2 separate regions of the Homo sapiens genome follow, and region 2 is linked to region 1. Evidence: chromatin loops called from intact Hi-C (ENCODE). Cell type or tissue: heart right ventricle. All regions are shown on one strand. Links, peaks and the distances in the headings refer to the core of each region. The heading gives the core; the rest is flanking DNA.

Evidence for each region. Peaks named below come from ENCODE experiments on the same cell type or tissue, not always from the same donor. Only the 100,000 strongest peaks of a DNase experiment are listed, where the experiment ranks them.
Region 2: a loop joins it to region 1, with 3 times the contacts of the local background. A loop is called at or near these places in 5 of 110 quality-filtered maps.

Annotation. Positions count from the first base shown.
Region 1 is chr9:122,482,662-122,488,385 of GRCh38, reverse strand. It overlaps a transcript of OR1J2 not described here. Among named protein-coding and RNA genes, the nearest start is that of OR1J1, 7.6 kb to the right of the region's middle. In heart right ventricle, for the core only: no CTCF peak of the experiment used is centred there; no DNase peak of the experiment used is centred there; H3K27me3 peaks cover 758 bases.
Region 2 is chr9:122,786,589-122,792,312 of GRCh38, reverse strand. It overlaps OR5C1 (olfactory receptor family 5 subfamily C member 1), which reads right to left and starts at 3,380. Exons shown (of 1, transcript NM_001001923.1): 1 at 2,418-3,380. The coding sequence starts at 3,380. The coding sequence ends at 2,418. In heart right ventricle, for the core only: no CTCF peak of the experiment used is centred there; a DNase peak (open chromatin) is centred at 3,212.

The sequences.
Region 1 (5,724 bases), core at 530-5,529:
GGGCAGATCACCTGAGCTCAGGAGTTTGAGACCACCCTGGGCAACATGGCAAAACCCCATTTCTACTAAAAATACAAAAAATTAGCTGGACGTGGTGGCACACACCTGTAATTCCAGTTACTTGGGAGGCTGAGGCATGAGAATCACTTGAACCCAGGAGGCAGAGGTTGCAGTGAGCTGAGATCATGCCACTGCACTCCAGCCTGGGCAACAGAACTGTCTCAAAACAAAAATAAAACAAAAACAAAACAAACAAACAAAAAACCCAAAAGAATTATTTAAAATATAGAGCTCACTAATATAAGGGAGGCAACATGGAAGAAAGCCTAGAATGAAACCAGGCTTTAGGTTTGAAGTTAATGTGTTTATGTTTGAATACTCATTTAACCATTTACTTTTGAGACATTGTCAAACTCAATAAATGGGAAAAATACTATCTACATCAAATATTATTGTGATGCTTAAAAAATCTTATAGATGTGAAAGTTCTTTATAAATAAAAAAAATCTGTACATAATAAAAGTTCTTATTTATATTCCCATAGGAGTTGACTGTCCTTGGTGTCCGGCAAAGGCACATTTCAACTGGGAATATTAAGGGAAATACAGTAATTAGCCCCTAACTGTGTCTCACCACAGACTTCTGGCACCAGTCCCCTGGGTTCCCATCCAGGCAGGTAAAGGGAGATACTCTTGCTGTAGCCTTGTGGCTGGTGAAAAACAAAGAATGTGCCTCTTCTCCACTTCAGGGTTGAGCTCATGACTTTTCTCACTGTTCCAGCTCTAAGACTTTTGGAGAGAAAATGAATGATTGGTTCATACCAAGGAGCTGACAATATTTGAATTTATCACTGAACTAGGTAAGACCAATGCTTACAGACTCCATTAAGCAGTTTGTGTGTGTGTGTGTGTGTGTGTGTGTGTGTGTTAATCATCTCCTCCAAAATCTTGCAGATGAGTACACATGTGCCAGGTGGTTTATATAATTTTTGTATTACATCAAATAATTTAGGGTGGACATCATTATTATTATTCTCTGGTGTTTGTACTTTCCTCTTTAGGAAAATGTTCTCTCACAGTTTTGCTGAATATCTGGCCTGCATCCCAGCTATGAGCACATTCTTCAAGGTTTAAAAAATAATAATAATCTGCATTTTTATAAATAGTTATAAACATACCTACATGCAATTTCCTATTATGTCCTTTAAAAATTATATCATAAGCTTTTAATGAATTTATTTTATTGACTACATATTCTTTTCAATAATGTGTACCATAGTTGCCTTAACCTTTCCCTTACTGATGGAATATAGGTATCAACAACAACACTGGCCAGGGTCTTATTTGTTTTTTTCCTGGGACCCCGAGAAATTTACTTTCTGGGAAGCTGCCTTCGTAAATCCAGTAACTGATTTCCTGGTTTCTCTATTCTCTTCTGATCATCTGATTAAAGACTGAAGCAATACATCTATGCAAAGGCTTTTAAGAAATTACAGATTCCACCTCTTTAATGACAGGTGCATATCCAGATGTCTTTTCCATCAATGCTCTGCTGGAGGCAATACGACATGATGATTAGCAGCATGAGTTTGAAATCAGACAAACACAGGATTGAATGACCTCCCCATCATTTTCATGATGTAGAATTTTAGGCAAATTATTTATACTCTGTAAACCCTACTTTCCAATTGGTTAGATGAGAATAATGCCATTTTGTGATCCTGTTAGGCTGATATGATATAAATTGCATCACAGCAGCTGGCCTATATTATTATTCACACAATAAATATGTGATTAATGAATGATTGCTATTCTAATTTTTATTATCAGTATTACTGACATCACCATCATGGCACAAATCTTGAAACTATAGATTTTTATTCATCCTTAAACTCTCCAATTTACTTCATGAAATTCTTGAGTGCTCTCAGGCAGCAAATATTGTCCTATTTGAAGATATATTTAATAAGGGCTTTTAATAGAGTGGGAAGAATATAGTCTTTGAAGCCAGATGGACCTGCTATCAATTCCCAGGCTCACAATATACTAGTGCTATAATACTGGGCAAGTTTCATCACTGAATCCCAGTGTTCTCCTCTCCAAAGTGAGGATCAGAATGCCTACATTGGCTGGGCACAGCGGTTCATGCCTGTAATCCCAGCACTTTGGGAGGCCAAGGTGGGTGGATCACTTGATGTCAGGAGTTCAAGGCCAGCCTGGCAATATGGTGAAACCCCCTCTCAACTAAAAATACAAAAATTGGCCTGGCATGCTAGTGGGCACCTGTAATCCCAGCTACTCGGGAGGCTGAGACAGGAGAATTGCTTGAACCCGGGAGGCAGAGGTTGCAGTGAGTCGAGATGGTTCCACTGCACTGCACTCCAGCCTGAGTGACAGAGACTCCACCTCAAAAAAAAAAAAAAAAACTTATGTGGGAACAGGTGAATATTATTTGAAAATCACCTGGTACAAATTAAGCACTACATCAGATTTCTTAACAATTCAACTATTTCTACAGCCCAGCCTTACAGCAGTCATTGCAGCCAAACTGGAAAGATAGTAAATTTGTTCTCAGTGTCTGCAGCCTCTGCTTTCATTCTGCCTGTAATCTCCAACCTTGTCTCCTCACTTTGTCTGAGAAAGCCAGTGCATTTGTTCTGCCATCCAAACCTGGATCCCCAAATAAATTGCTCTCAGCCATTCTATCTGAGTTAGAGTGTTGGCCATAGGGCTCTCTCTCCCAGGAAAACTTAACTTGAAACCTAATCTCTAGTTGGAAACTTAAAGCCCTTTTTCTCTTGCTAAAAGAATTTCAGATATCAGCAAGCTATTGAGGGTGATGTCTTGGGTAGGGACAGGAAAGGCTCAATGTTGTTCTGAAAATCACATCACACTACATGTTCACTTAGAAAACAAAACTAACCCAGATAATCTGAAGAATGGTGAGAAACTTAGAGACATGGTTCTATCACTCATTTTCTACAATCTATGAAGATGTGGGGGTCAAGTTTGGGTCCAAAGTGCTGGAGTCTGTGCGGAAAGCCTTTAGCCTCTAAGACTAAGTAACAAACTAGCTTTCACGTGTTTCTGGGATTAATAGTAAAGCATTCATAAATATTCTAATTCTGCTGAAATTCTAATTCAATATTACATGGAGCCAGTTGTCTACTTTGCTGTAGTTACTGAAAGTTACCATTTGGCATGAATTTTCACCTACTAGATTAAGTTGGCTCATGTTTACACTCTTCCTGTCACTCGGTGGGGAAGAGGAACCAGGACTGGTAGGACATGGTTGCCTTTTGAATCCAGTTGAGAAAGTGATGGTGGGGCTTCTGCACACTGTTTTTTGTGTTTTTGAAACATGGTCTCACTCTGTCACCCAGGCTGGAGTGCAGTGGCAGAATCTCAACTCACAGCCTCGACCTCCCGAGCTCAAGCGACCCTCCCACCTCAGCCTCCTGAGTAGCTGGGACCACAGGCGCATACCACCATTCCTGGCTAATTTTTTGTATTTTTGGTAGACACAGGGTCTCACCATGTTGTCCAGGCTGGTCTCAAACTACTGAGCTCAAGCAATCCACTCTCCTCAGCCTCCCAAAGTGTTAGGATTACAGGTGTGAGCCAACGCACCTAGTCCTACACTCTGTCTTCTTGTCCTACTTTTTTTTTCTTTTTCTCTTGTTGGATAGCTCATGACTAAGTAGGAATGAACAGCAGAAATTTTTGCCCCTTCTTTAAATGGGAGAGAATTTTCAGAGCATGGATTCTGTGCTTCATAATAGTGTCTTTATGTTAAGAACCTCTTTAGATTTGACTACCTGGCCTAAGAGGAGATTTGTTCTTTACCATAGGCCAATAGGATAATCTGCCCATTGGCTGTGTAGACTGGCCAAAGTAGTTCCATTAAATTTAATAGTAAAAATTATTCGCCAGGCGCAGTGGCTCACACCTGCAATCCCAGCACTTTGGGAGGCCGAGGCAGGCAGGTCACAAGGTCAAGAGATCGAGACCATCCTGGCCAACATGGTGAAACTCCGTCTCTACTAAAAATACAAAAATTAGCTCGGCATGGTGGTGCGTGCCTATTGTCCCAGCTACTTGGGAGGCTGAGGCAGGAGAATCTCTTGAACCCAGGAGGTGGAGGTTGCAGTGAGCCGAGATCGCACCACCGCACTCCAGCCTGGCGACAGAGCGAGACTTTGTCTCAAAAAAACAAACAAAAAACCCCCAAAAATAGTAAAAATTATTGTAACTGCTGGTGGGAAAACATAGAAATAAGAGAACCTTGGAAATTGATGGAGAAAAACAGAGGAAGGCACAATGGGCTCCTAATATTGATTACTTCATGAAGCCATGCTTTTTAAGATATATATATTACTGATATATACAGTGCATTCACCAAACTAATAACTCTTATTATAAATTGGGTTTACCTGAGACAAATTTTTCCTGTCTGACCTTTCTGCTAATGAACAAACCTAATTCTCTACACTCTACCTCACCCTTTTCAACTAATAACATTTTTTAGAGAATGTGACCTTAGAAGCATTTATTTTTTATTTAGAGAAATACCTTAATTACTTAGTTCAAAAATAAAGAGAAGTAAAACATATGACCTAATGTACTTATCATTCAGATTTAACAAACATCGACATGTTGTCACATTTGTTTCTGACCTTTAAAACAAACAACACAGAATGTTATCAGCACAGCCAAAGGTGCATCCCACATATCCCCTTTGCTTTCTCCTTTTCTAGGGTTAACCACTACAAAGAAATTTTTAATACCTTTTTAAATACTTTTTATACTTGTTTTTGTGCTTTTACTGCATATATGTGCCCATAAATAATATATAGTGTTGTTCCACGTTTTAATTGATATATTACACGAGCATAGTTTGCATGTTAACCCTAAATTAATTTTTAAATATCTATCTATGTAGACACATATGGCATACAGTTTATTCCTTTTTTATTGCAGGATAGAATTACATAAATAAATTAACTTCTGTTTATCTAGTTATTGGCTATTGAACAATTAATTGTTTCAGTTCTTCATTATTACAAAGCTCTAAATAATAATGTGGCCTTTTTCCTTCTGGAGAATTGTGAGCAATTTTTTACAGCATCTATGGAGAAATACATCAAGAGAAGTAAATCTTCAATTTTATGAGAAATATTTAACAGATAAGCCAATTTAAACTGTTCAAATAGATGAACGATTTAAATCGATGAACCTTTTTATTTATGCTTAATTGACACAATAATTGTATATACTTATGGGGTACAGTGTGATGTTTTGATACATATATACATTGTATAATAAGTTGTATATCCATCACCTCATTCATTTATCATTTCTTAGTGAAGAAAACATTCAAAATCCTCTCTTCTAGCTCTTTTGAAATATACAATGTTGTTAACAATATTTACCCTACTGTACAATAGAGCATGACAACTTATTTCTCTTATCTAACTGTAACTTTGTAGCTGTTGACCAATTTCTTCCCATCTCTCATCCTGCTCACCCTCCCAGGCTCTGGTAACCACTATTCTACTCTCTGCTTTTTTGAGATCAACTTATTTAGATTCCACATATGAGTGAGATCATGCAGTAGTTGTTTTTCTGTGCCAGAACTTATTTCACTTAACGTAATGTCCTCCAGGTTCATCCATGTTGCCACACTGACAGGATTATATTCCTTTTTATGGCTTAATAGTATTCC
Region 2 (5,724 bases), core at 344-5,343, 300 kb before region 1:
AAATTTCATCTGGTTCTGATCCCAGCTTACCTGTAGTAATAACCAGACTGTGACTTAAACTTAGCACAAACATTACCCATACACCAACTTAAGTCTAATGTGAACTAAACTCTAACTCCAATTTAATTGAGTAATACAAATGAAATCCAAACTCCAATCTTATTTAGTTTCCCATTCTAACACTAACCCTAAAATAATTCTAATATGTCTAACAAGATTTATCCAAACTCTTATTTATTTATTTATTTATTTATTTATTTATTTATTTTTTTTACGTGGAGTCTCGCTCTGTCACTCTGGCTGGAGTGCAGTGGCATGATTTTGGCTCACTGCAACCTCTGCCTCCTGGGTTCAAGTGATCCTCCTGCCTCAGCCTCCCGAGTGGCTGGGATTACAGGCATGCACCACCATGCCTGGCTAATTTTTTTCGTATTTTTAGTAGAGACAGAGTTTCACCATGTTGCTCAGTCTGGTCTTGAACTCCTGACCTCAGATGATCTGCCTGCCTCGGCCTCCCAAAGTGTTGGGATTACAGGCGTGAGCCACCGCACCTGGCCCAAACCCTTAAATTTATCCCAAATATACTACTAATAACAACGAGCCCAAATTATAAAATTTACATAATTGTAATTCAATCATAAATTTGCCTGATCATTTCTTAATTCTCCCTAACCCTAATCCTAACCTACCATAACTGAACCCCATCCTTAGCCATAGCCTGAGACCTAATCTTAACCCGATTCTAACTATTCAATCCTAATCCTTTCCTAGCCTCTATCATAAGCCTGAACTAGTCTAACCCTGGCCAAATTCAAATCCAGCTGTTGGGAGTTTAAAAGTGACTTGTGCATGTTCTAGCTATTAAGCCATTTTCCTGAGACGTGGAATACATGGGCCATAGGGGACAGATGTTTCCCTCTTCAGATTCCGTCCCATGCTTTGGTCTAAGTGGATCCTGAAGATGTTCTCCTGGGCTGAGGAGGGCAGGCGCAGACACACTGGCCATGAAGAAGCTTAAAAGGTCAAGAATCTAGGAACACTTGGAACTAACATAGCTCTCACTTGGTGCTTCTGGGGATTAGCCTCTTGTAAGTACAGGTGGCAAATAAGCCTGTATTCCTTTACCTGGTAACATCTAGGAACTTTTATATTACTACTATTTTGAGATAGGTCTTGCTCTGTTACCCAGGCTGGAGTGCAGTGGCACAATCACAGCTCAACGTCAGCCTCGACCTCCTGGGCTCAAGTGATTCTCCTGCTGCAGCCTCCCCAGTAGCTGGCACTACAGGCGTGAACCACCACGCCTGGCTAATTTATTATTATTATTATTATTATTTTGAGATGGAGTCTTGCTCTGTAGCCCAGGCTGGAGTGCAGTGGCGTGATCTCGGCTCACTGCAAGCTCTGCCTCCTGGGTTCACACCATTCTCCTGCCTCAGCCTCCTGAGTAGCTGGGACTACAGGTGTCTGCCACTGCGCCCAGCTAATTCTTTTTTTTTTTTTTTTGTATTTTTAGTAGAGACGGGGTTTCACCTTGTTAGCCAGGATGGTCTCGATCTCCTGACCTCGTGATCTGCCTGCCTTGGCCTCCCAAAGTGCTGAGATTACAGGTATTATTATTATTTTTAACTTTTAAGTTCAGAGGTAGTACATGTGCAGGATGTGCAGGTTTGTTACACAGGTAAATGTGTGTCGTGGAGGTTGGTTGCACAGATTATTTTATTACCCAGATATTAAGCCTAATATCCATTAGTTTTTTTTTTTTTTGCTTCTCTCTCTCGTCCTACCCTCCACCCTCCGATAAGCCCCAGTGTGTGTTGTTCCCCTCTATATGTCCGCATGTTCTCGTTGTTTAGCTCCCACTTATAAGTGAGAACTTGTGGTGTTTGGTTTTCTGATCCTGTGTTAGTTTGCTGAGGAAAATGGTCTCCAGAGCCATCCACGTCCCTGAAAAGGATATCATCTCTTTCTTTTTTGTGACTGCATAGTATGCCATCATGCCCAGCTTATTTTTAACAATTTTTTTTTTTTGTAGAGATGGTGGGGGGGTCTCCCTGTGTTGCCCAGGCTGGTCTTGAACTCCTGCCTTGGCCTCCCAAAGTGCTGGGGTTACAGGCATGAGCCACTGCACCCAGCTGAATATTGAAGAATGTTTTGAATGTTGAAGAACCTGAGGCAGTGCAACAGAAACATTAGCCTGGTCTAGCGTCTGGCTCTAGGTCTAGCCCTAGATGAACCCCAAATCTTTTTCTCCCTGCTATAAGCTTTCATTTCCCTCTTTACTGTCCCTTAAACAATGACATGAGACATCCAAGCCAGAGGAACATCCCATCTTTACCGACAGTGACGGGGCCAGAAAGAGGCCCCGACCTTCCTCATCCCCTCATAGTCAGACCTACCCAGCCTCCCTGGACCAATCACTGGGACCCCTGCCCTGGACAGTGGAATCGGCTCCAGGTCTGCCTGAGGGCCTCCTTGACCTCCTTATTGCGGAGGCTGTAGATGAGTGGGTTGAGAGACGGGATGACCAGGGTATAGAACACAGAGGCCATCTTGTCAGTGTCCAGGGCATAGCTGGAGCTGGGGCGCAGGTACATGAAAATGAGTGTCCCGTACATCATGGCCACGGCTGTGAGGTGGGAACCACCGGTGGAGGCTGCTCGCCGACTGCCCTCGACCGAGCGCATGTGGATCACAGCCCCAGCGATGAAGCCATAAGACACCGTGATAGCTAACACCGTGGCTGTCTGGATGAAGCCACAGATGGCGAAGAGAAGGAGTTCATTGAGACTGGTGTCACTGCACGAGATGGCCAGCAGTGGAGGGATATCGCAGAAGAAGCTATTGATCTTCCGGGAGCGGCAGAAGCTCAGGCGGAAGGTGAGGGTTGTGTGAACAAAGGCACTCACTGCCCCACCCAGGCCTGATGCTCCCAGCAAGGCCAGGCATAGACGCTGCGACATAGCTGTTGTATAGAGAAGTGGGTTTCTGATGGCCACGTAGCGGTCATAGGCCATGGCTGCCAGCAAGCAACACTCAGTATCAGCCAGACCTGCAAAGACAAACATCTGGAGGGCACAGGCTGTGTAAGGGATGGTGGCTCGGGGCAGCAGCAGGTCCACTAGCATCTTGGGGCCGATGGCGGAGGAATAGCAGGCATCCAGCAGGGAGAGGTTGGCCAGGAAGAAGTACATAGGTGTGTGGAGCCGGGCATCCATGCGGATCAGCAGCGCCATGCCCATGTTTCCCAGCAGGCTCACCAGGTAGACAGGCAGGCAGGTCAGGAAGAGGGCCACACGCAGGTCCCAGCGATTTGTGATGCCCAGGAGGACGAATTCAGCAGGGGCAACCGCGGCCCGGGTGAGGTTCTCTGAGTTCATCCTACTGGACAGAGACTGAGAAGAGGCAAAGCAGGAGGGAGATAAGAGCAATGGCAAGGCCATGGCCAGGGAGAAGAAAGCATCCTGTACTGGGAGTTAGGTAGGCTTGGGTTTCAGCTCACCTGTGCAACAAAATTGCTGTGACCTTGAGCAAGCCACGTAACCTCTCAAAACCTGTTTCTAACTCTTAGAAGTCATTGCAGAAGCCTTTTTTTGTTTTTGAGATGGAGTTTTGCTCTTGTTACCCAGGCTGGCGTGCAAAGGTGTGATCTCAGCTCACCACAACCTCCGCCTTCTGGGTTCAAGCGATTCTCCTGCCTCAGCCTCCCAAGTAGCTGGGATTATAGGCATGTGCCACCGTGCCTGGCTAATTTTATATTTTTAGTAGAGATGGAGTTTCTCCATGTTGGTCAGGCTGGTCTCGAACTCCCAACTTCAGGTGATCCGCCCACCTCAGCCTCCTGAAGTGCTGGGATTACAGGCATGAGCCACTGTACCCGGCCCGTCTTTTTTTCTTTTTTCTTTTCTTTTCTTTTCTTTTTTTTGAGATGGAGTCTTGTTTTGTTGCCCAGGCTGGCGTGCAGTGGTGCAATCTTGGGTCACTGCAACCTCCGCCTCCTGGGTTCAAGTGACTCTCCTACCTCAGCCTCCCGAGTAGCTGGGACTACAGGTGCCCGCCACCATGCCCGGCTAATTTTTGTATTTTTTAAGTAGAGGTAGGGTTTCACCATGTTGGTGGTCAGGCTGGTCTTCAACTCCTGATCTCAAGTCTGCCTGCCCCAGCTTCCCAAAGTGTTGGGATTACAGGTGTGAGCCACCACGCCCAGCCTTTTTTTTTTTTTTTTTAAAGAGACACAAGGTCTCACTATGTTGCCCAGGCTGAACTAAAATTCTTGGGCTTAAGTGATCCTCCTCCCACCTCAGCCTCCCAAGCAGCTGGGATTATAGGCATGCTCCACCACACCCACAGGGGTCTTGTCCCTCTTATTCACTTTTGTGTCTACAGCACTGAGAGCATTGCCTAGCACATAGCTGGTGCTCAAAAAAGATTTGTTAAATGAATGAATGGGATGATATTTAGTGTCCAGCCAATGATTGAAAACTTTGTGACTCTATATGCATTCTCCTCTCCAGTTTTCCAGGTAAGAAAAGAGACAGTGGAATGAGCAGAAATAATCTTCAGATCCAACGGGCACCTGGCCATGGCTTTTGAGGTTTGCTAGTAGGGACATCTTTCCTTTGGAGTAAGATCGGAGAAAGGAGTAGCCTGGTATCTTGCGAAAACAGTGGGGAGTAGAAAGAACAGAAAATGTGAATATATTCCTGAGCTGAATTCTTGGCCTCTCTGAGCCTCAATGTTCTCATCTGGATAATGGGGGAAAGCTGCAAGGATTCGATGAGATAATGCATGTAAAGCTTCTCACACAGGGCCTAGCACACGCAGGCATTTAACAAAGGCCCTGCGAATGGAAATAAATTGAACTGGATGCTCTGGCTCCAAACTGGAAGGAAGCAACTTTATGGCAATCAAAAGTAGTATAATTCCCAGAAAATGCAATGTTGCTTCACACTCCTGTGCCTTGCATTTGTCCTCTTTGCCTGGAACCCATTTCCTCCTTTTGTGTTTGGTAAAAAGTTTCTCCAGTGTGAAGCCTTCCCTGATCTGTCCCTTAAAACTAAACATTTTTCTTGTCTGTGGCCTGCTGCACTGGAGCATACAGTAGTTCCCCCTTATCTATGGGGAATACGTTCCAAGACCCCCTGTGGATGTGTGAAATCACAGATCGTACTGAACCCTATATATGTGATTTTTTTCCCTATACATTCATATCCATGATAAAGCTTAATTTATAAATTAGGCATAGTAAGGGATAACAACAACAATAATAACATAGAACAATTATAACAATGTACTATAATACAAGTTAGGTGAATATGGTCTCTCTCTCTGTCCCTCAAAATATCTTACTTTTATATATATATATATATATATATATTTTTTTTTTTTTTGTTTTGTTTTGTTTTGTTTTGTTTTGTTTTTGTTTTTTTTTTTTTTGAGATGGAGTCTCACTCTGTCACCCAGGCTGGAGTGCAGTGGTGTGATCTCGGCTCACTGCAACCTCCACCTCCTAGGTCCAAGTGATTCTCCTGCCTCAGCCTCCTGAGTGGCTGGGACTACAGGTGTGTGCTACCATGCCCAGCTAATTTTTTTGTATTTTTAGTAGAGATGGGGTTTCACCACATTGGCCAGGTTGGTCTCGAACTCCTGACCTCAGGTGATTCGTCTGTCTCGGCTTCCCAAAGTGTTGGGATTACAGGTGTGAGCCACTGCACCCAGCCTGTT